Regions from separate parts of the Homo sapiens genome. Here region 1 is linked to region 2. A link is a loop called in an ENCODE intact Hi-C map of the cell type or tissue named here. Cell type or tissue: HepG2. All regions are shown on one strand. Links, peaks and the distances in the headings refer to the core of each region. The heading gives the core; the rest is flanking DNA.

Evidence for each region. A loop is a pair of places that touch in the nucleus more often than their neighbours do. Peaks named below come from ENCODE experiments on the same cell type or tissue, not always from the same donor. Only the 100,000 strongest peaks of a DNase experiment are listed, where the experiment ranks them.
Region 1: it touches region 2 in a loop (26-fold over the local background); 2 of 110 quality-filtered maps call a loop at or near these places.

Annotation. Positions count from the first base shown.
Region 1 is chr14:45,807,499-45,812,886 of GRCh38, forward strand. No RefSeq gene overlaps it. Among named protein-coding and RNA genes, the nearest start is that of LINC02303, 95 kb to the left of the region's middle. RefSeq lists an enhancer at 3,578-4,207. In HepG2, for the core only: no CTCF peak of the experiment used is centred there; no DNase peak of the experiment used is centred there.
Region 2 is chr14:45,714,288-45,719,675 of GRCh38, forward strand. LINC02303 (long intergenic non-protein coding RNA 2303) reads right to left here and starts at 1,315. Exons shown (of 2, transcript NR_146547.1): 1 at 1,063-1,315. In HepG2, for the core only: no CTCF peak of the experiment used is centred there; no DNase peak of the experiment used is centred there.

The sequences.
Region 1 (5,388 bases), core at 239-5,238, 93 kb after region 2:
TTTGTTTGTAGAAAATTCTACATTGAATCAAGCTATAATAATAGTGAGGTACAGAGTAAAGCCTCCTTTGTATATTCTCTCTCAGTATTCAATCTAGTTGTTCACATGTTATAAAGGGTGACAAATTATTTGAAGAGAGATGAACTGAAAATGAAGGTGTCTTACATGGATGTCATCATCTATTTTTAGCACACTGATATGGTTTGGCTCTGTGTTCCCACCCAAATTTCATCTGGAATTGTAATCTCCATGTGTTGGGGGAGGGATCTGGTGGGAGGTGACTGGATCATGGGGACAATTTCCCCTATGCTGTTCTCATGATAGTAAGTGAGTTCTCATGAGATCTGATGGTTTAAAAGCGGCAGTTTGCCCCATGCTGTTTCCAATACACACAGTGTTTGCAACTAGGAAAATATTTCAATAATATATGAAAGGTTCAAGATATCCTGTGCTTGATAGTAATTGATAAACTATGTGATAACACAAAAATAAGAAGTACATATTTCAAGTTGTGACAACAATTAGAAATATGTCTTCTACATAGCATTATAAATAAAAATAAATCACCTTGCCAAGTTTCATGACCCCATGACTTATTTGTAATACATACTTGAACATGCACATGTCTGATGTATTCCTAGATGTCTGTACATGTATTATAAAGGGCAATGTTTTCCTTGAACAACTGCTGTTTTTAGTGAGATTGTTAGTAGATATTAGTAAATTACACTTGTAGAAAGAACTCTATAGTCAGGAATGTCACATGTGACTGATGAATGTAATAAAAGTAACAGAATTATTATAATGATCACATTTGGTACTAGAAAGAACAGAAAATTTTGTATAGATACAAAATACATAGTCATTGAATGAATAGTTTCTTGGTGGATCAAAGCTTATATATCTTATGGATAATTCCTTAGGTGTGACATGCATCTATTTCATAAGTTGTATAACTTAGTTATATTGTTTTGCATTAATTAGCCTAAGATGTGACATAGATAATAGAAAGGAAATTAAGAAACAAAATTTCCTTTTTTTAATCCAGAAACAATCAGGAACTGTTAAATGGACTAGACTTCTCTTTGATGCCACATAACCAAGCTCTACAGTTCTCTTATTTGACATATTTTAATCCAGGCTTTTTAATCCACTTATCCTCAGTAACAGCCCTCTTCCTTAGACAGTATCTCCAGTCTTTTCTTGCTTTACCTATCCCTACCTTGGACATCTTGATTTTCAGGCCTGTGAACTTAGCCCTGTGTGAAAAGGGTAAAAGGGTCTGAGAACTCCTTAGCATATATTTTTATTACACTTGCATCAATTTATTGTATTACTCTTTGGTTTGGCAATACTCTTGGAATTCATTGAGTAACTCAATGGATATTTGCTGAATTAATTAATGGACAGTGGTTACCTAGGTGAAGAAAGAGAGTCAGGGAAAGGACAAAGGTGTTTCTGTGGCTGAAAAGCAGGAAAAATAACATAGAACAAACCATAACAGCATATTTTTCTGGTGTTCTGAATGAGAATTGGCTGTGGAACAGAGCGGAAGGGATACTACATGGGAAGAACCGAGCCTGGGGATCAGGCCTGGATCACTAAGAGCTGATCAAGATATTTCATCTGTTGTTCTTTCATTTTCATTTCAGAGTGGGAAGTTTGTACTAGGTTGCCTCTAAAGGGCTCTTCCTCATCTGAGCTTTTATAATTCTCCAGATGATTGAATTGATGTTGTTCCTATCCAATTATTGATGACACTATTTTGGTTAAGTTCCTAATACCTTGGGGAAAATGTGTAAAATTCCATGTGTCATGTCATAAATTGAAGAGATATTTAGTCAATTTGATATTAACCTTTAGGGAGCAGTATAATTTCATATAACAGATATTTTTAATTTATCCTGATATAAAATGTCCAAAGAAACTATCCCAAACTAGGTAGAACAAGTAAGTCACTTTACCAGAATCATAAATTCAAAATCAATAAGTGATTAACAGTGTTTACTTTTAAAAGCTATTAGAAGTAGTTGATATTAGAGAGCTAGAAACAAGTATTATAGGATATTTATTTGTATTCAAACTTTTATTAGGAAATTGCTCTAATATTGGTCTTTGTGTTTTAGTATATTTCTAGAGAAGTGAGAGAATCAAGAGGAAATATAGTAATGGACATTTTGACAATGAATTATAAGAGAGTCAATATACTGAGGGTTTAAAAAATTAAGATGAAGATTCATAACTGTTTTCAAGCTATTGAAAGGGAATTGTGAAAAAGATTGTGTCCAATTATCATCTATCTCCACTGGGATTGAAAGACAAGTAGTGGGCTTAATATGAAGCAAGAGAAGAATTCATTTAGAAAGGGAGATTTTTATTTTTGCCCAAATTATGATTAAACATTGTAACAGCTGACTGAGAACTGTTAGGAGCCCTTTGTTTAAAAAAAGTGAAACAGATGAATTTCAGTCTTTGTTCATCTAAGTATGTATTTTCACTTTATGATTATTTGATGATCCTATAAGGACTAACATTTCTCCAGAGTTAAAACCATTAATGGGAGATATATTTGTTGGAAGATTCTCTATTCCCAAAACATTATTTTTCTTTTTTCCTTCAAGATAAAACCCAGCACATATTGTCTGCTTTGATATCTAAACAACTTTACAAGCATTCATGCTTTGAAACAGTATGAGAGGCCAAGCAAAGGACATTTAATGTTTTTTACTTTCCTCTTCCTCTCTGGTCACAGGATAAATGTAAAACTGGTTTGAGTAGCTGCTGTAAAGTCGTGTGGGTAGCTGAATTTCCTGTCAGCACACTTTACAGCCTGCAGATGCCTCTGAGGAGAGACAGGCTTGACTTGTACCACTTTTCAGGTTTGTTTCTTAAACTCGCTTCTGTGAGCTTTTCCAGTGACTCCAGGGAGATGAAGCACCTCCCTACTGCTATATATTAGAGCAAAATTTAGCAGACACTTAAAAGCATTTCACAGTCTCAGAAGAGAAACAAAATAAATTCAAATATTTGGATTTTTGCCAAGGCCTTCAGAGTAAACTCAAAAAGTCTTTCCTTTCCCAGTGGGCACATTCTGAAATTTCTCTTTAGGTTATGCATATTGAATAGAGAGAACCATGGCTCACATCTTTCTAAGTTGAGACAGGAAATTACTGCCCCCTTAGGGTGCTTCCCTGGCATTAACACAGCCCAAGGTTGGAACTGGTTAATAGTTGCATGGTGTGTGTGTGTGTGCATGCACACACGCATATGTGCTCTATCCTTGTAGTAGTCAGAGAGCAGATAGTAACTAAGAAAGAAAGGCAAGAAGATAATAATGAAATATTTGGGAATTAAATGAAAGTCATGGAAAATCTTGGAACCATCATGATTATGAAAGAAAATTCTTGAGATAATTCTATGTCTGCAGTTTGCTTTCCACCTTACAAGTCCCTGGGCAAGTTACTTAATCTCTCCAGTCTCCATTACTTCTATAAACAAGGAATAATAAAAACAACTATCTCACAGAATTGTTATGAGAATTAAATCAGACGATGAATGAAGAATGACAATTACATAATAAGCATTCAATATGTTATTTGTGACTGCTAATGTTGGAAGAAAAAACGTCAAAGAATACCATGATAGACAAAAATCTGTGGCTAAATTACCTGCTTTCACAAGAAATTTGGAACCTCTTAGCCTTCTGTTGATCCTGGGAAACGGCTACTCCCTGGTAGGCTGAATATTACTTTTTGCGGTTACACACTTTGTCTGCTCCCAGAGGGCTCTTGTTCTAGACTTTCTGCTTTAAAGTGCAGCTGGTGCTCCTGTTGGCAGTCTCTTGGGGATGCAAGGGTTTGGCCCAGGGCTTTGGCCCAGTCTTGCCAGATCAAGTGGGGGTAATCTCCTGTCCCCATTTATATGCAGTACTCAGAGGTTTCCAGCTGCTTCCTTGCCATTTACTCCTGGCTTCATCCCTGTGAGGTTGATGGGTAATTAGCATGGATTTTATAGCCACCATAGGAGAGAAAAGGAACTAACCCAGCAAATATGAATTTGGTAGAAAATTTAATTTGATGCTTCCTTCTTAGCAACCCACATACAATGCAAATAATTTTCATCTCCTAACCTGTGGTGGAATTCAAGTTCTTTCTGTTTCAAATAATGGTTTATCCCAAGGGAAGTTTTCCTCATTAACAACAAAAAATACAAAAATTTGTTGGTGATCTATGATGATATTTATTCTATTTCATTTATTTAAATAGTTATAGTTGGAGAGAAGAACAAAAAGTATCAAATCTTGGATTTCTGTATGTCAAGCTACTTTATAGATTCCATCTGACTTTTTGAGAGAGAAAGTTAACAGTGTTCATCGAGCTAACTATATAATTAAATGCTTACCCACTCCTTTCTCTCTCTGGCCTCTCAATTTCTGTGCATTTGCAGAATCTAGATTTTTGATTCATTTGCATTTTGAAGATATAATAATTGTAAACAACATTTCTTGGGCACGCGCTATGTGCCGGGCTCTCTTCTAAGCTCCTGTACGTGTAGACTTGTAGAAGACATTAGGAGAAACAAGAAAAAGTAAATTTTCATGCTTTTGATATTTCTTAGAGTGAAAGCTCTATTTATTTATTTATTTATTTATTTATTTATTTATTTATTTATCCAATGGAGAGATTCAGACCTGTGAATTTACTCCTAGTGAGACCAGAGCACTCCTGGTCTAGATGTTTGTTGACTTTGTTTTTGAAACAGGGCTTATCACATCAGCTAATTATTTTTGTAAGTGCCTGGGTCCTTGATGGCTAATTTTAAATATTGTTCTAGTGTCTCTTGTCTTCTACATCTAGGCTCCTATTTTAGGTTTAGATTACATACACTAATGTGATTATTTGTTTATTTAATGTACATTTTGAAAATTTATCTCAGTAATAACTAACGTGTTTTTTAATGATAAATGTAAATTGACTTTAGAATTTTCTGAGGTTTTCTTTTTTTTCTTTTTGAGACAGAGTCTCGCTCTGTCGCCCAGGCTGTAGTGCAGTCGCGTGATCTCAGCTCACTGCAAGGTCCGCCTCCCGGGTTCACGCATTCTCCTGCCTCAGCCTCCCCAGTAGCTGGGACTACAGGCGCCCGCCACCCCACCTGGCTCATTTTTTTGTATTTTTAGTGGAGACGGGGTTTCACCATGTTAGCCAGGATGATCTTGATTTCCTGACCTCCTGATCCACCCGCCTCGGCCTCCCAAAGTGCTGGGATTACAGGCGTGAGCCACCGCGCCCGGCCCCTGAGGTTTTCTTTAAGATAGACAACAATTAACTACAGCCCTAAAATGAGAGAAAGAAATACTACATAAAGCAAACTTTTTTAAAAATTTTAAGA
Region 2 (5,388 bases), core at 265-5,264:
AATTGCCGGTTGGTGGTTTGTTCTGTCTTCGTATTCAGCTCATACTGGGGGAACCAGGCCCACGGTTGGGATCCATGTGTCCCTCCAATCTCCCATTCCATGGTAGTACACACCTTGGGGGCACCCACACTTTTTGTTCATTTCCTGCAAAAACAAGCATACCCTGGTCCCCAAGTTAGTAAATCTACCAAAACAGAAGCAAAGGTGGCTCTAAGCCGGGAGGCATGCCATTGCAGAAGCATTTGTTCTACAAGCTACAGCTCAGCCTCTCCCTCTTTGGTTAATTGCCACGGGGTAAAACTTTCCATTGATAATGAGAAGCAGGCTCTTTCTGATTAACAGAAGGCACAGAGAAAACAAATCGAAGCCTCTCCCTCTCGTGCAATAACATAGTAAAAAAACAATCCTTAAGCCTTCAATTTGTACTGTACAGGTGGGTCTATTAGATGCTATGGGTTGTGATAGATAAATCTCTCTCCTAGTTGTACTCCCAAATTCCCGACCTCCTCGCTTCTTCTTACATAGAGAAGAGGGCAATTTACAGGGAATAAGCAACAGTTGAGCCAAATCCACAAACTCATTTCTCCTTATGTGGAGAAGGGTGCAATTTACAGGGAATAAGCAACAGTTCTGCAAGATATTCTCCTGGTTTAAAACCTAAAATCTTATGACATTACCGCCACCTGAATTTCTCCTTCACAATCCGAATCAACAACTCCTGGGACTACAGTAATACCGTGTAAGTTAAGTTGACTTTTACCTAAAATTACTCCCATAGATCCAATTTTTCTACACTTATAACATTTAGCATTTTTGCAACCACTAAAGAAGATGATACAAGCCAATTTTCATCCTCCCTCTCCTGTTCATCACCCTCCATAGGTGCTGTAGGTGGGGCAAAAAATTCTCTCAAACCCTGAAATAACAGAAGATGGCACGTACCAAACTCCAAACAAAAAAGAGAAAAGAAATAACCAAATTCTTCCCCATGTTACCCTGATCAAAAACTTCCCGTTCTTTGTACCTCTAGGGTACTGACCAGTACCTTTTTAGAGCACTGACCTTATGTTGCTGCCAGCAGACTTGTAACAGGGTTTCTTGTTCATCTGGTTGGTTGTAGTTCTTTTCTTTTCCAGCAGATCTTCCTCGTTCAAGTCCCTGTAGGACCCTATCTGTCCCTATCTGTCTCTGCCTGTCCCTGCAAGTTTCTGCTAGTCTTTGCTAGTCTCTGCTAGTCCTTGCTGGTCTTTGCTAATCTCGGCTAGTCTTTGCTAGTCTTTATCTATCCCTATCTGTCCCTATGGTCCCTGTTACTTCCTGCAAGTCCCTGTCATTCCTTACCTATCTCTATTTGTCTCTATTTATCTCTATTTATCCCTACTTATCTCTATTTGTCCCTGCAGACCTCTTCAGTTCCCTTCAGGTCTCTTCAGGTCTCCGTTTGTTCTTGATAGTCCCTGTTAGTCCCTGTTCAGGTGCCACTTGTGGCAGAGTGCCCTGGTTACTACTTGAGACCGTCATTACAGCAATTACTACTGTTACTGCTTGAGACCGTCATTTAAGAGACTGAATGAAGGGACAAACGTAGAAATGAAAACTTAAGACAAAAGAAACTATTTTAAAGGAAGGATCCAGGGGAAGAAGAAGAGAGCTCCCTGCTTCTAATGAGCAAAGGCAGCCCATTGAGCTTCCACAGCCCTTTGTATTTATTGGGTAGAAAGAGCAGGGAGGAGGAGGTAATGATTGGTCAGCCGCTCAATTAATCACAGGGTCATATTATTGCTAACAAGCTTCAGTTGTGCCTAATCACAAAAACACTGCACTTGGGGCATGACTGCCCTCAGCATTCCTTCTGGGTGGCAGATGCAGTTTGTCATTTTGCCAACATCCTGCTTTGAACATCCTGCTTTCATGAGAAACAGTTTGCTGTTTGCTCCTGTAGCCTCCAGTGGTATACTGAGTTGATCATAACTCTCATTCTTTTGGCCACCAACATTCACTCTATTCTTTAAAGAAGACTACATTAAAATTCTTAGTTCTTTAATATCATTGCAAGAATTTTTCATAGAGAAAAAGTGATTTAAAAATGCACTGAGAAGATGAAATTGTCATGAACTGGAATTTTGCTACCTATATATCCTCAATTCTTTTATGGAATCACTTTTTTATATATCAGAAACATAAGCTCATCCAACAGAGCAAATAATGTTTCCTGTTTGACTTGGAATTCATTGGTATATTAATCATAGCTACCCTATGAAAGAAATGTGCAGGGTTGAAATATGAAGGCACATCCACTGCCGGGAAAAAAAGTCATCGAAACCATTATTTACTTGTCTTCATTTTCTGAGTTCAACCCTTAAAAACATCTAGTGTGGTGAACAGAATGAATGAGAGCAAATTAACTTTCATTCTCCAGCAGGGGGAGATGGGAGATGTACGGGAGTGAATCAATCACTCCGCCACTCGCTGCACTGACAGCATTCATCCGCGTGAGCAAACTTCTGTGTGGGCAATGCCAGTGAGATTTATTTCTCAGAGCCAGTTTACTGCTTATATTCAGGGTGTCTCATCTTTCTGGCAATCAGGATAAATTGTGTCTCGGTAATAACATTGTAGCAAGCTATTCTTTACCGTGAGGAGCCTGTAATGACTGTGTCTTACATTTGCATTAATTCTGACAAGATTTACTGGTGCTTGCTGATCTGTAAATTTCAAAATGGCAAACAGCAGCAAAGGTCAACACAGCAATAATATTAATAGCTTTAGAAAAAGGTTGAGAGACTCAGAGATTCCAGATGATAGCTTGAGTGAGGGAAATTCAGTGGATGTTTTTTATCTTCATGGGTCCTGTTACTCTACCCTTTCTTTTATGAGGTAATTATAGCACCCTAGCAAAGGAAGCATGAGGTCGTAAAGGTCAATAACGGGGAATGTAGTTTAATCATAGGTAATATTTTTCCAGAGTAGATTTATTATTAACACACTTGGAAAATCTGGTGAGAAGATATAGATCCTTAAGTATTATAGTTTTTATCTACAGCACATAGTTAAAACTTTTTTGAAGGTTAAGGACAACTCAGTAACATTTACCACTCTTCTTTATAATATATTCCTCATTAAATGAAAAACTCAGGGTTAGAAAAGCATGTTTAAATATAAAGAAATATACTTTCCTTGATTTTTTTAGGTTTCTTGTAGGAGAACATCATCCTGGATTTTCTCTCTTGCTTGAAACATTTCCTGATGCCTCTAGAACAAGTTAACCATTCCCCCTTCTGTATCATCTCTTACCCAGATGGCACAGAGCTTTTTGCTGCTGATGCTCTCTTTGCATTGTCCTGTCATTGTTTTGTTTACTTATACTGCCCCTGTCTATACTCTATTTTCTATGGGGTAGGAATTGTGTACTTTTCATGTATAAGAGTACTTAGTTTATAATAGGTGCTTCACAGCTATTGTAGTGAAACCCAGACTACCTGAAGGCATCTTGGTAACTGTGTACGTTGTAGACAAACACCTCTTTGGTTCATATATGAAAATAACGGTCAGCTAATTTTAGTATATGGAGCAAGAGGTTCCTGTGGGAAAGATGTTGAATAGCTGTAATGTATAGAACATCCAGATTGCAATCACTGCAACGACATTGATCAAAATAGTTGGACATGGTTTGACTACTCCAGATATTCATCTTGAAGAAAACCTGGATGAGGTCTTTAGTTTAGGCAACCTGAAGGCCACAAAGCAATGGATGTAGAATAACGGGATCTACTGTGTGGGAAGAGAACTAAGTGCAGTTTGCTCTATAGTCAAACGTAAGGGGCATTATATCCAGCAAATGCTAAATGATATTGAGAGGTCTGGTGTAAAGCGTGCTAGCTTTTCTCACTAACGATATGAGGAAAATACTAAAGTGGAAAAGGATATTTATCCTTGTGTATGGATTCTCTTTTTATTTTGTTTCATGTCTTTTAGGCCCTGTGGTGATCTGAGCCAAGATTTTGCTTATGTTAGAATCCTTATTATGCTTTGTAGGAAAATCTCAATCTTTACCCACAGAGTCTTCATTGACTAGATTCCAAAGGAAGTTTGGTTCCACTAATGACTTGGTACAAATACTCTTGGATAACTTTTCTGTTTGTGGGCCTGCACTTATTTGTCTTACACTGATCTCTGAATGCTCTGAGTTTTTCAGGCTAGATATTAAATTTTCCCATATATGCCAATTAAAGAGGCTGTTTTCTGTCTTTTTGGTAAGGAGAGTTGTTTCCTGATTGGGTTCTGAACCAAAGCAGAGTTTACATTAGGCTGAAGGACTATGGCAGCTACTCTGTGACACAGTTCAATATCCTTGGCAAAAATGGCTCATTGTTTTTCTTTTGAATCATTAAACATCTGGTGAGATGTGAGCCTTGGGGATATAGACTAAGGATGAAAGAAGGCAAATGTATGTATTTATGTAGACACTTGTCTTGTAATTGCTAACATGACTAACGTCATAAAGAACAGGAGAATTAAAAGGGATGGCCACCATGGGGAAGAGACTTCTCCCTCTGCAGGTGGACTGTGGTAGAGTGAATTACCACCACTAATTCTTCACCTCTCCTTATATCCATGCCCTTTGCTTTGTAATTGGAAGTTATTCCACTGCTGACCAAATGTGCTTTACCACCTTTAACTTGGAGGTTGGTCTTGTGCGTTGCTTTGGCCAATGGGATGTCAGCAGAAATGGCACAAGCAAAGACTTGAAATATGCTTGGATGGTTGGGCTTTACCTTTTGTTTGCCATGTAAAGAGTTTCTGCTCCATAGCTGCCATCCTTTCAGCATGGGCACCAGAACGAACATACTGGGGTGAATCTGAGACCAACCTACGAAGAATACGTAAGCGCATCAGGATCCTGTAGTTTGAAGCAGGTTTGCCCAGCTGAGGTCAGCTGAATTCCCTCCACATGACCAACAACCCCATGAGTGAATGAGAGTAAATGGTGGCTGTTTTTTTTTGTTTGTTTGTTTTTTGAGGTGGAGTTTCACTCTGTTGCCCAGGCTGGAGTGCAGTGGTGCGATCTTGGCTCAATGCAACCTCTGCCTCCTGGGTTCAAAGAATTCCCTGACTCAGCAGTCCAAGTAGCTGGGATTACAGGCAACTGCCACCATGCCCAGCTGATTTTTGTATCTTCAGTACAGACAGGGTTTCACCACATTGGCCAGGCTGATCTTGAACCCCTGACCTTGTGAACCATCCGCCTTGGCCTCCCAAAGTGCTGGGATTACAGGCGTGAGCCACTGCGCCTGGCCAGCGGTGGCTGTTTTAAGGTAATGGTTCTGGACTGGGAACAAGTTTGGTGATGTCTGGAAGTATTTTTGGTTGATACAACTTGGGGAATGG